2 separate regions of the Homo sapiens genome follow, and region 1 is linked to region 2. The links are chromatin loops, found by intact Hi-C in ENCODE. Cell type or tissue: CD4-positive, alpha-beta T cell. All regions are shown on one strand. Links, peaks and the distances in the headings refer to the core of each region. The heading gives the core; the rest is flanking DNA. Region 1 overlaps ZC3H18 (zinc finger CCCH-type containing 18). Region 2 overlaps ZC3H18 (zinc finger CCCH-type containing 18).

Region 1 (6,825 bases), core at 2,377-4,876, 40 kb before region 2:
ATTGCAGGAGATGGGGAGGGGGATCAAGAGGGGCCACATGGGACCGGTGAGATTGGTTACGCTAGGGCTGGCTGGAAGAGGCCGGGATCAGGCTGACGAGTACTTCCATCTTGGATGGTCCTGTGTCAGGGATGTCAGGTGGGCAGCTGGTGCCCACGTGGGCTGGGGTGGTGTAAGGAGGGGTCTCAGCTGCACGTCCGTGGGAACAGGCCCTGGGACAGTGGGTGGCTTGGGGAGAGCACCAAGCAAGGGTCAGGTTTGGCTGTGCACCCGAGTCCCTGTGGGTGAGGCCCAGCTTAGAGCTCCTGGGTTGTTCTAAGACTTGACAGTCAGGGTGAGGAGCTGGTTGAGGATGAGCCTCAAGGCGGGCCACTCCCAACTGCTGGCATCACTGCCCTGAGGCACCCAACTCCTCCCCTCCCCAAGAATTGTAAATTAGAGGATGTTTGTGTTTAAGGGACATAAAATATTTTGTTCTCCATATTTTATTTAAATGTTAAAAGTTTTAAAACCCCGAAGTGTTACTATTTCCTGCCCAGAGTTGATAGTTAAGAGAAATGTCACGAAAGCCCACTCTGTAAATTGCCCTGTGTGCTGCACAGTGCTTCTCCCTGGTGCTGTGGCGGGATGCTTAGAGCTGCCGGGCACGCTCTGATCATCCCTGCTATGTAGATCTGGGACCTAAGATTTGGAAAATTGACGTGAATTCAATTCCTGTGACAATATCCAGGTTCCACACGCAGCTTCCTGCCCCTTCTGGTTTGGAGAAAGCAGTGCTGATTGATAGATGCCTCCCCCACGCTAAGACGGTGTTCTCTGTTTCAGGATGATGACCTGGAAGAAGGTGAAGTGAAGGACCCCAGTGACAGGAAGGTGAGGCCTCGTCCCACCTGCCGGTTCTTCATGAAAGGTAATTGTCTGCGTGTGAGGCCTTCTCGCAGCCAGCTGGGGCCCCACCTTCTGGGGCTGTGGTGCTGGCTCACCTTGCCAGGCCCTGCTCTGCTCAAGGCAGTTCTCTGGGCATTACTGGCTAGGTGGTGGTGGTGGTGGTGGTGGTGGTGGTGGCAATATTGATGGTAAACAATAGGCCCTTTTATTGGTGCTTTTATCACTTTAATGACTGCCTTGGTGGGAGCAGCCTGGTCATTCTCATTCTCACACTGGTGGTCCCAGGCCCTTCCGATCGCAGCAGACCCATAACTATAATGCAGATGGCATCAGTCATTTTTCAAAGTGGTCCTTTTCATAAGGCCGAATGTTCTAGACACCAGAATTAGCATTTTCCCCACCTCTGTAGAGATGGCCGCTTTTCCTGCAAGATGTGTCCGAAGCGTTTGTTCGTGTGGAATGGATTTCGAAATGGCCAGAGATGGCCGCTGAAGGCAGCAGGGCTCTCTCCTGTAGAAGGAATGGTGTGAGTTCAGGAGCTGCAGCAGGGGACAGTGTAAGAAAGTGTCAGAAAAGTCTGGGCTGACCCATTTTAAAATGTGGCAGAACTCTAGCCTGATGATGTTAGGGCTTTTTGTTTCGCTGCTTAATGTCTTGGGGGATTCGGAAATGGAAATGAGAATTTCCAACTTGTAAGGGTATCTTTGATGTGCAGCAGTAGTTTTGGCATATTTCTTGTAATTCAGCGTTCCCCTTGGAAAGGTAGGAAGGTGTTTTTCTCTTTTCTCTTAATTTTGCTGTAAGCCCATAGATGACTGTCACTGCCAGCCTGTGTGTGCCATCTAAAGCTCACAAGAGCTTCCTGTACTTCTTTTCCAGATGTTGTGACACCATTATCCACTCTTCTTCCACCAATATCCAATTCCATACCATTCAGAGGCCAGGTTAAAGGTACAAAATACGCTATATTCACTCTCTTCAGTACCTTAAAGTCCCCCTACTCCAGAGGCCAGACTTCCTTCTCCTGGATCCAGAACACAGCTGTGAAGCCAGAAGGAAAGGGGGTCTTTGAGGGGCAGAGAGCTGTTCGGAACCTCCTCCTTAGAGGCACGTGAGCCAGTCGAGCATCGGGGACAGGCAGGACACACCCTTGGGGTGTGGCGGAGTCCCATCATTCAGAGGCAGGCTGTGCTCTTAGAGCAGCCGGGAACGCCCCTGTGCAAGAGATGACCTGATGATGTGGGGCTCATGGGAACCCCGGGTTAGGCTCGCTCCTGTGGGTGTGTGCTTGCTTGGTTTTGCCAAGCAAAAACAGTTGACGTGCCCAAGTCACACGTGCATGTGAGGGGCCCCTACTGGGGAGAGCCTGTGAGGGCAGCAGACTTAGAGCCGTAGATTGTCACAGACACACCTAAGAATGCAGAGAAATGTGCGGTACGTTTTGGAAAAGCTTTGGTATTCACAGTGTCAGTATTTAAAGAAATTGGAATTTAAGCAGAAGACCTCTTTTCCATAATAGTGTGGGAATTAACAACATCAGTGTCTCAAATTTCTGTATGAAAGTGATGGAGAACAATCTGTACACATGTACGTGTACACATTTGCAGTCATTTTGAATCAGCACCCATCACAGTGCAGTGCTCTGGTCTCTGGGTGGCAGTGTGACTGGGAAGCTTGACCGGCCAGTCGGCGTTGGCCTGATGGTTCCAACTGCAGGAGGCTGCAGCATCCACCAGGGCAGGGAGACTCTGGACCAGGAGCCCAGGGCTCACTGCTGAGCTAATTCCAGAATTTAACAACAGAAGCACAAAACAGACAGAGAGATGGTTACTGGAACTCTTCATTCCCTTCATTGGGAGATGCCTGGATGAACACAGACAGGATCCTGTCTCCTTGCACATCACGTGGGTTGGTCAGAATTGGAAGGTGGTGCCCCCAAAGTTAGACTAAGTACTGAGTTTGGGTTTCAGCAAGTGAGACCATGTGGAAGGGTTTCTACAGTCAAGAAAGGAGTTTGAGACCAGCCTGGGCAACATAGTGAGACCTTGTCTCTACAAAAAATGAAAACTTAGCAGGGTTTGGTGGCACGCATGTGTAGTCCCAGCTACGTGGGGGGTGGGGGCTGACAGGGGCAGATCACTTGAGCCTGGGAAGTTGAGGCTGCAGTTGTGCCATGATCGTGCCACTGTACTCCAGCCTGGGCGACAGTGAGACTCAGTCTCTTGAAAAAAAAAAAGTCAGAAGCTAGATAAGGCAGCATTTTTGCGGCTTAATCAGGTGTTATCAATAACTCATTTCAGAAGTGTTTTTATTCTGTAGAGTGAGGTGATACGGTACAGAGGAAGTGGCTGATTCTTACCGTTTTCTAGATCATGTCTTCTGCTGCTGCTTTGTTATGAGAAATTTGGACTTAAATGTTTCTGCCTACCTGCAGTTTATATGAAATTGAAATTCTTCAGTTTATGATCTCTCCAATAACAACAAGTTATTTTAAAAACAAAATGAAGTTTGTTGTGTTGGCAAGGATATGGAGATGTTGGAGCCCTCATTCACTGCTCGTGAGAGGGTAAAACGGTGCAGCTGCTTTAGGAAACAGTTCCTCAGAAGCTCCCGGGTACCCACTGTATGACCCAGCAGTTCCACTGCAGGTATGCAGCCAAGAGAAACGGACGTGTGCATTTATGTGAAAGCTTGTGCATTAATGTTCACAGCAGCATAATTTCCAGTAACCAAAGAGAAACAACCCAGGTACCCAAAAAGTGAGGAATGGATAAACAAGTGTGGCCTGTCCATGCAGTGGAATGCTACTTGGCCATAAAGGGAATGAAGCACTGGCTCATGCCACAATGTGGACAAACTTTGAAGACGTGCTGAGTGACAGAAGGGAGCACAGAAGGCCACAGGTCCACAGAGACAGAAAGCAGATTGTGACTCACGCCGCAACGTGGACGAGCCTTGAAGACGTGCTGAGTGACAGAAGGGAGCACGGAAGGCCACAGATCCACAGAGACAGAAAGTAGATTGTGACTCATGCCACAATGTGGACGAGCCTTAAAGACGTGCTGAGTGACAGAAGGGAGCACAGAAGGCCACAGATCCACAGAGACGGAAAGTAGATTGATTCCTCGTTGCCTGGACTGGGGGTGGAGAGTGATAGCTAGTGAGTACAGGATTTCCTCTTTGGGGTGATGGAATGTTCTAGAACTAGCTAGTGGTGATGCTTACACAACTTTGTGAATATACTGCAAACCAGTGAATTGTACACATTAAATGGGAGTATTTTATGTTATGTGAATTGTGTCACAATTAGAAAATTCTTTTCTTAGAAAAAAGTCGGTGGCTGGGCATGGTAGCTCATACCTGGAATCCTAGCACTTTGGGAAGCTGAATGGGGAGGATCACTTGAGCCCAGGAGTTAGAGACCAGCCTGGGCAACATTGCAAGAGCTCATCTTTCTTTTTTAAATTACTTGTAGAGATGGGATCTCACTATATTGCTCAGGCTGGTCTCAAATACTAGGCTCAAGCAATCCTTCCACCTCAGCCTCCCAGAGTATGGGGATGACAGGCATGAGCCACTGCTCAGGCCTCTCTTAGCTTTATCTCCGACACGTTGTGATATAGAGATTAATCATTTAATCGCTTAGTGGACACATTGAGATTTGTGACCAAATGACAGCAAAATGCACTGGGAACACACCTTGCTCACATTTTAGAGATCAGTGCTTTGTGTACGCCTGCCCGGCTCCACAGCACATACACTACAACTGGAGCTGTACTTCTTCATGGGATGTTTTTATCTCTCGTGGGCCTGTGTTGGATCATCAGGACACAAAGTTCTGTCCACAGAGGAGTAAGTAGCATCTTCTTTAAACTGTGTCCCACTTTGGGTTTCTTTATTTCTTTTTTTTTTTTTTTTGAGACAGTGTCTCGCTCTGTCACCCGGGCTGGAGTGCAATGGTGAGATCTCGGCTCGTTGGAACCTCCACCTGGGTTCAAGCTATTCTTCTGTCTCAGACTCCCGAGTAGCTGCGATTACAGGCATCTGCCACCACCCCCAACTCATTTTTGTATTTTTAGCAGACATGGGGTTTCATCATGTTGGCCAGGCTGGTCTCGAACCCCTGACCTCAGGTGATCCGCTCACCTCAGCCTCCCAGAGTGCTGGGATTACAGGTGTGAGCCACCACACCCGGCCCCTACTTTGGGCTTCTGATTTATCCCTCAGTGAACAAGCATCCCAGTCCATTTTTTGGGTCTGATCTCCTTGGCTGTGCTCCCCCTAATTTTTTAAAATTGTGGTGGAATACTTTTTTTTTTTTTTTTTGAGATGGAGTCTTGCTCTGTCACCCAGGCTGGAGTGCAGTGGCACCATCTCGGCTCACTGCAAGCTCTGCCTCCTGGGTTCACGCCATTCTCCTGCCTCAGCCTCCTGAGTAGTTGGAACTACAGGCGCCCGCCACCACGCCCAGGTAATTTTTGTAGTTTTTGGTAGAGACGGAGTTTCACTGTGTTAGCCAGGATGGTCCCGATCTCCTGACCTCGTGATCTGCCCTCCTCGGCCTCCCAAAGTGCTGGGATTACAGGCGTGAGTCACTGCACCTGGCCTTCTGTCTTTTTAAGACTGAATAATAGGTGCGGTGGCTGATGCCTGTAATCATAGCACTTTGGGAGGCCGAGGTGGGTGGATCACTCAAGGTTAGGAGTTCGAGACCAGACTGCTCAACATGGTGAAACCCTGTCTCTACTAAAAATACAAAATTAGCTGGGGGTGGTAGAGCACACCTCTAATTCCAGCTATTTGGGAGGCCAAAGCAGGAGAATCGCTTGAACCCAGTAGGTGGAGGTTGCAGTGAGCCAAGATCACACCACTGCACTCCAGCCTGGGCAACAGAACGAGACTCCGTCTCCAAAAAAAAAAAAAAAGATTGACCAATATTTGTTAGTGTGGAGCAGCTGCATTGGGTGTTTCCCTCATCTGTGGGTGGACACTTGGGTGGTTTCCACCTCTAGGCAATTGTGAATAGAGCTGCTGTGAACGTGGGCGTAAAAATCTCTTCAGACCCTGCTTTCAGCTCTTTCGCATGTGCCTGGCAGTGGAGTTGCTGATGACCTGGTGGTTGTGTGTTTCATCTTTTGTGGAACTGCTGGCAGCGGAGTTTCTGATGACGTGGTGGTTGTGTGTTTCATCTTTTGAGGAACCGCTGGCAGTGGAGTTGCTGATGACCTGGTGGTTGTGTGTTTCATCTTTTGAGGAACCGCTGGCAGCGGAGTTTCTGATGACCTGGTGGTTGTATGTTTCATCTTTTGAGGAACCGCTGGCAGCGGAGTTGCTGATGACCTGGTGGTTGTGTGTTTCATCTTTTGCGGAGCCGCTGGCAGTGGAGTTGCTGATGACCTGGTGGTTGTATGTTTCATGTTTTGAGGAGCCGCCAAGCTGTCTTCCACAGTGGCTGTGCCATTTTACTTTCCCACCAGTGGTGTGGGGGCTTCCAGTTTCTCCACGTCCTCACCATTACTCTGTTCTCTGTTTTTTTTTGATAGTAGCCATTTCAGTGGGTAGGAGGTAATATCTTACTGGGTTTTGATCTGCCTTTCCTGAAGATGGGTGGTGGGGTGTCTTTTTTCATGTGCTTAATAGGTCATTTGTGTATCTTCTTGGAGAAATGTCTTTTGCTCAGTTTTGAATCCTTGCAAAACTGTGTTTAAAGCAGCAGGTCTGAGTGTCATCTGTGAACCCCTGGGAGTCCTTGAGACCCTTTCAGGGGACCCTGAGGTCAAAACTATATTTATTTATTTTTCTTTTTCTTTCATTTTATTTTACTTTTGTGAGATACAGTCTCCCTCTGTTGCCCAGGCTGGAGTGCAATGGCGTGATCTCAGCTCACTTGCAACCTCCACCTCCCGGGTTCAAACGATTCTCCTGCCTCAGCCTCCC
Region 2 (6,825 bases), core at 3,716-6,215:
AGAGCCGGCCCCGCCGCCCGGGAAAGCAGGGTGAGTGCCCAGCCTGTGGGCAAGTCCTGGCCGGCCAGGCCTCCACAGGCTGCAGCCTCCTCCCTCCGTCTCTATCTCTCATTTGTGTTTGGGACCAAAGAGGTGAGGATGCCTCAGGGGGCTGGCCCCAGGGGGTGACTGGGCTGGGAGGCACTGGGCACAGCTCCTGTTCTCACGGGCCACCCTTACACAGCAGCACTCCCTCGGGAACCCTGGGGACAGAGCACAGCCCTGGGGACACGGCAGCAGCCGGGTGTTCTTAAGGGGTCTTCCTATTAGCCTGCTCTCCCCACTGCCTGGCGGTGCCTGTAGCTCTTGCCTGTTAGAGGGGAGCCTGGAAGGGCTGCTGGGGGCTTTGAAGCCGTTCCCAAGCACTCTGACACCGATGGGTGGGGAGCCGTGTCCAGGCACGAGCGTGCTCACCGAGCGTCACAGGCATGCAGTGTCGTTCCCCGAGCTGTGGGTCCATTGAAAGGGGATGTAGGCCAGCGGGGCCCCGTCCACCAGCCCTGCCCTGCTCGAGCCTCCCTGTCTCACAGAGAGAAGTCAGTGAAGAAGCCGGCCCCGCCTCCAGCCCCACCACAGGCCACCAAAACCACTGCTCCTGTCCCCGAGCCCACCAAGCCAGGAGACCCTCGGGAAGCCAGGAGGAAGGAGCGGCCAGCCAGGACCCCCCCCAGGAGGTGAGCACTCCGGCGTCCGGGGCCCTCAGGCTTTCCGTGTTCTTGGTGCCACTGTGATGCTGGCACTGCTGGAAATCCAGAGTGCCAGGGTCCAGAGCCAGGTGGTGGGAAGCGCCCCCTAGCCGAGCAGCACCCAGTGAGCCCTTACCCGGGAACCTGCCCTGTCCCCTCCCTGAGCCTGTGTTTCTGGAGCGTGAAGGGGAAGGGACAGCGTGGCACGGAGCACAGGCCTTCCCGCCATGGCCCCGTCTGCACTGGAAGGTGCTGCCCCCGAGAGACTGTACTTTTTATCTTGACAAAACACTGAGCCTAAAGGAAGACAGGCCCAGGCCCTGTTCCAAGGTGGTAGCAAGGCCAGTCTGGAGGCTCACCTCACAGGGCTGCTGGTGGGGAGGGGAGGCCGCGAGGGGCTGTGGAGGCCACGCCCCCTGAGCCCCGCTGTTGCTTGTATTACAGGCGGACGCTAAGCGGCAGCGGCAGTGGCAGTGGTAGCAGCTATAGTGGTTCCAGCTCCCGATCCAGGTCATCCCCATCACCCTGTGCCTCTGTTTCTCCCTCCCCGTCGGGGCCAGGAAGTCCCAGAAGCAGCCAGTGTGGGTTGGGCTGTCTCCCACAGGTGGGCTGGGGCCCTTCTGGATCTGAGTCACCCTGGGGCTGTGGAAGGCTGCGGTTGAAGCTTTGACACAGGAGAAAATGGGCCAGGACTCGTGATAGGAAGACCCCCTCCCCCCACCAAAAAAAGATTCACAAACTCGGGGGCACTCAGGTCAGGAGGAGGTGCCTCTGCCCTGCTGACTTGATGCCCAGCACCCTGAGAGAGCACCTGCACCTGGGGAGGAGCCGGCAGCTTCCAGCCCAGCAGGGCAGAGGCTGGGCCTGCGTGACCTATCACACCTGTCGAGGGAACCGGCCTGAGGGGGTGGGGAAGCCGATAAAAACATCTGAGAAGAGAATACATGGAAAAGCTTTGTGGGCCAGGTGCGGCGGCTCACACCTGTGATCCCAGCACCGTGGGAGGCCAAGGCAGGAGGATTGCTTGAGCCCAGGACTTGACCAGCCTGAGCAACATAGACCCCATCTCCACAGAAAAAGATTTTTTTTTTTTTTTTTTTTTTTGAGACAGTTTCATTCTTGTTGCCCAGGCTGGAGTGCAATGGCGCGATCTCGCTACCTCCGCCTCCCGGATTCAACCTCAGCCCCCTGAGTAGCTGAGACTACAGGCGCACACTGCCACGCCCAGCTAATTTTCTGTATTTTAGTAGAGATGGGGTTTCACCATGTTGCCCAGGTTGGTCTCAAACTCCTGAGCTCAGGCATTCCACCCACCTTGGCCTCCCAAAGTGCTGGGATTACATGCGTGAGCCGCCGCACGCAGCCTAATTTTGTATTTTTAGTAGAGACTGGGTTTTACCACGTTTCTGATCTTGAACTCCTGACCTCAGGTGATCCATCCGCCTCGGCTTCCCAAAGTGCTGGGATTACAGGTGTGAGCCACTGCACCCAGCCCAGAAATTTTTTTTAATTAGCTGGGTATAGTGGTGTGTGCCTATGATCCCAGCTACTTGGGAGGTCAAGGTTGAATGAGCTGTGATCACGACATTGCATTCCAGCCTGGACAACAGAGATCCTGTCTCAAAACAAAAAAAAAGGATTTTTGCTATTTAGTTGTTTTAAAAGAAAGTATTAAATCAGTCCTTAGATTCCTTGCATAGAACTCTTTCATTTCCAGGCAGCAGGTCGTTTATATATTTGTCACAGTTCTTTGTTTCTTTTGTTTGTTTTGTTTCTGGAGAGACATGGTCTTGCTGTGTTGCCCAGGCTGGTCTCAAACTCCTGGGCTCAAGTGATCCTCCCACCGTGGTCTCCCAAACTCGTGGGATTATAGGCATGAGCCACCGCGCCTGGCCTAAATGTTTCTTAATAAGTCTGAAATGTTTTAAAGACCTGACTTTTGAAAAAAAAAAATGGTTCTCTTACATTCCCCCGTTCCTTGCTCCGGTACCCAATGTACCTGGAAGACGTGGTTGGTGTTTTCTCGAGCAGCATATGGGCAGGGCAGACTCAGGTGCCAGTCCTGTGTGCTTTGTGTCCGTGTTGAGTGCACGCCAGTGAAGCTACAGACCTGCTGTTTCCAGTCTGTCTGCCGTGTGTTCCTCAGGCATTCCCTGAGACTGCGGAATTGCTCCTTGTGTTTTTAATTTCCCTGTGGGCTGAGGCTATCTCCCTTTTGTCTAAGCCAGGGACTCTGCTTAAATTCCATCCTTGCCGCTGTTGAGTCAGCTCAGTCCTGTTTCCCTTCCCAAAAAGCAACCTGACATTCGTTTTGTTTTTTGTTTGTTTTGAGACGGAGTTTCACTCTTGTCGCCCAGGCTGGAGTGCGATGGCATGGTCTCGGCTCACTGCAACCTCCACCTCCCGGGTTCAAGCGATTTTTTTGCCTCAGCCTCCCCAGTAGCTGGGATTACAGGCGCCTGCGACCACGCCCGGCTAATTTTTGTATTTTTAGTAGAGATGGGGTTTTACCATGTTGGCCAAGCTGGTCCCGAACTCCTGACATCAGTTCAGCTGGGTCTCAGACCCCATTGCTCGTGACGAGATCTGCCCATCTCAGTCTCCCAGAGTGCTGGGATTACAGGCGTGAGCAGCCGTGCCTGGCTGCAACCTGACATTGATTAGTGAAATGGGGCCCTGGCCTAGCCATGGGGACGTCCCTTACTTTGTAACCCTGAAACTGCCCAGTGTCCCCCCAAAATCACACATTCCGTGGGTACATGATCCATAAATGGACACTGCGTAAAAGTGGACCATGGAGCACCCCCTGCTGGCCCCTCCCTCCAGTCTGGCTGGGGTGTGGTGAGATGTGCTTGTGTGTCCAGGTCCCTGAGCGTGAGCAGCGTCTCCTCAGTGTCCAGTGCTACGTCGAGCAGCAGCTCTGCACACAGCGTGGACTCGGAGGACATGTACGCAGACCTGGCTAGCCCCGTGTCCTCAGCCAGCTCTCGGTCCCCGGCCCCAGCCCAGACCAGGAAGGAGAAAGGTACTCAGGAGCCCTGGTACCTTTGGGGAGCAGCTCCCGGGGGAGGAGGGCGGCATCAGCACAGACTTTGCCTGGCTGTTGGTGTGGCCATGGGAAAATCACCAGTACCCCCATGACTGCGGATTTATCATTGGTAGGAAAATCTAAGAAAGAAGACGGTGTTAAAGAGGAAAAGCGGAAAAGGGATTCGTCCACACAACCACCCAAATCTGCAAAACCTCCAGCAGGGGGGAAGTCCTCCCAGCAGCCCTCGACACCCCAGCAGGCACCCCCCGGGCAGCCCCAGCAGGGCACATTTGTGGCCCACAAGGAGATCAAGTTGACACTGTTGAATAAGGTGAGGGCAAGGGCCCTCCTGGTGGCTGCCCCAGCGTCTAGGCCTGGGTCCATCTGCTTCCTGAGACAGCTTCCTCCTGGGGGACGGAGCCTGAGTGAGGGCGAGTGGGGCCTTGCAGGTGTCAGCACAGCCTGGGTAACAAAGCGAGACTCCATCTTTCCGGCCTGGGCTGGGAAGTGTGAGCATCTGGGGAGGTTTGGGTGCTGCTGGCCTCTCTCTGAACAGAGAGGGCGTTCTCTTCGTGCCTGTGGCCGCCATTCCCTGCCATGCAGTCTCAACACAATACAGGAAGCCTCCGTCCCTGTCCTCTGTCCTCAGCAGGACACATCCCTGTCCTCTGCTGGAAGGGCAAGAGGCCTGGCTTCATGGGTCCCAGGTCCTCCTAGAGTGGCCCCCGTGGGGAGCAGGAAGGCCTGCAGGGTGCTTCCCCTGGAACGTGAAGGGCCCCAAGTGCACAGTGGGGGTGCCCTTGGTCCGGGTCCTGGAGGCCTCACTCAGGGCTACGGGGTCTCATGGGTGTGTGGTGGGACCTTTGGGAGCAGAGCAGGTTGCTGGCAAGGAACCCATGTCCTCTGGGGCGAGGACACGGCTTCTGGCTCCTGGCCCTGCTGTCCTCACTGGCCTCTCTCTTGTCCCAGGCGGCTGATAAAGGAAGCAGGAAGCGCTATGAACCATCAGACAAGGACAGGCAGAGCCCTCCTCCAGCCAAGCGGCCCAACACATCCCCAGACCGAGGTGAGCCTCCCAGCCCCTAGGGGGCAGGGCAGAGGGACGGGAGCCTGGGGATGCGGAGCAGCTGGGTCTGAGACCCCATTGCTCTTAACAAGTAGGAGGAGGGTCCAGAGAACATCTGACTTGCAGATGATGCCTGTCGGTATTTAGGGTGTTGAAAACTAAAACGAAGAAAAGGTTTTAAATATTTGTTTAAAAATAACAGGACCGGGCGTGGTGGCTCACGCCTATAATCCCAGCACTTTGGGAGGCTGAGGCCGGCAGATCACTTGAGGTCAGGAGTTCCAGACCGGCCTGGCCAACCTGGTAAAACCCTGTCTCTACTAAAAATACAAAAATTAGGCCGGGCGCGGTAGCTCATGCCTGTAATCCCAGCACTTTGGGAGGCCAAGGTGGGCAGATCATCTGAGGTCAGGAGTTTGAGACCAGCCTGGCTAACATGGTGAAACCCTGTTTCTACTAAAAATACAAAAAATTAGTTGGGCGTAGTGGCGTGCGTCTGTAATCCCAGCTACTTGGGAGGCTGAGGCAGGAGAATCGCTTGAACCTGGGAGGCAGAGGTTGCAGTGAGCTGAGATTGCACCATTGCACTGCAGCTTGGGCAACAAGAGCAACTGTATTTTTTTTTACACATGTGCCATTTTTGCAAAATATATTTTCCAAAACAAATGAGCAGGAATGGCATTGGTTTTTCCATTTTTGCAAATCTCTTCAGTCTGGCTGACGGAAGACGGCTGGACCCACATGCCTCGTGCCTTCTGGAGATCCTCCCAGGCTCCTGCGGACTGAGTGACGAGGCAGATAGTGTCTATATTACTGTTGAACCACACAGACCTGAAAGGGCCTCGGGGACCCCCAGCCATGCTGACCACACCCCAAGAGCTGGGGCCCAGATGGAAAGACAGGGAGATTGTCCTGGCTGGCTTTGATGGGTGGAGCTCAAACCAGATAGAGGACAAGGGGGCCTGGCCACCCGCACAGACACTCCCAGACACAGAGAACAGGCAGGGGGCTTCCAGACCCCTTCCCAAGCAGTTCTCTGGGTTTGTCGGACACAGGAAGAGGAAGCTGCTCACCTTTGTCCCTAAGCCCAGGGCCTGTGCCCTGTGTGGCTGGTCTGGAACAGCCTTGCTGCCCTTGCCTGGGGTTGGAACCAGGGCCTCTGGGGTCCTGCGGACCTTTGTTCTCGCACCAGCCTTGGGCCTGCGCTGGGCAGTGGCCCCCCCCTCGGTTGCCGCGCCTCCCTCCTAACATTGCCAGAGTGAAACACTCCTAGTCTCTCGGCTTTGCTTGTATTTCTTTACTGCCATGTCTTTCTTGTTGTTCCGTATTTGAAGACCCATGTGATAAATTTCTTCAAAGCTAGGAAGGAGTTTTGTCTCTCTGCGTGAGATATTGGCTGCTTGCTGGAACCTGGGGCCCAGGTTTGGCCTCAGCCTCATTTCCAGATGCCTTGGTGCCCACATCTCTCTTCTCCTACTTGGCTCTCCCCTTTTTATTTCTTTATAAAAATGAAGGTGGTGAACTAAGCAGCCTCAGGCTTTAGAAGTGAGTCCCTGGCATCGGTGAGGCCACCCACACAGCCATTCCCTGTACATCAGGAGGGTGGTCTCACTCTGTACCTATCACCCAGGTTCTCGGGACCGGAAGTCAGGTGGGAGACTGGGCTCCCCGAAGCCAGAGCGGCAGAGAGGCCAGAACTCCAAAGCCCCTGCAGCCCCGGCTGACAGGTGAGTCCCACCCAGCATGTGCCCTGGGCACACCGAGGGGGCCAGCCCCAGTCGCTTCCCCAGGGAGGCCAGCAGCAGCAGGGCTAGCACTGGGCCAGGCTGGAGGCGTCACTACAGCTCCTGCTGGTCTGACGGGGTGAGGGGCATGGACAGCGAATTGCAGCCCCACCCCCCACCCCCCCCCACACACACACACACGCTCCTGCCCTGGTTGAGGCTGGAGGGTGCCCTCTGCTCCGCATGCCCTTGGGCAAAAGATCCCTGGGCACAGAGGTG

What was found. A loop is a pair of places that touch in the nucleus more often than their neighbours do. Peaks named below come from ENCODE experiments on the same cell type or tissue, not always from the same donor. Only the 100,000 strongest peaks of a DNase experiment are listed, where the experiment ranks them.
Region 1: it touches region 2 in a loop (1.8-fold over the local background); 6 of 110 quality-filtered maps call a loop at or near these places.

Annotation. Positions count from the first base shown.
Region 1 is chr16:88,585,775-88,592,599 of GRCh38, forward strand. ZC3H18 (zinc finger CCCH-type containing 18) reads left to right here. Exons shown (of 18, transcript NM_144604.4): 3 at 826-910. Among named protein-coding and RNA genes, the nearest start is that of ZC3H18, 19 kb to the left of the region's middle. RefSeq lists enhancers at 3,747-4,041, 5,937-6,186. In CD4-positive, alpha-beta T cell, for the core only: no CTCF peak of the experiment used is centred there; a DNase peak (open chromatin) is centred at 3,878; H3K27ac peaks cover 450 bases.
Region 2 is chr16:88,624,033-88,630,857 of GRCh38, forward strand. ZC3H18 (zinc finger CCCH-type containing 18) reads left to right here. Exons shown (of 18, transcript NM_144604.4): 11 at 1-30; 12 at 570-713; 13 at 1,170-1,235; 14 at 3,590-3,750; 15 at 3,888-4,087; 16 at 4,726-4,822; 17 at 6,453-6,549. Among named protein-coding and RNA genes, the nearest start is that of IL17C, 11 kb to the right of the region's middle. RefSeq lists enhancers at 3,562-4,278, 4,279-4,993. In CD4-positive, alpha-beta T cell, for the core only: CTCF peaks have their summits at 4,789 and 4,994; a DNase peak (open chromatin) is centred at 4,839.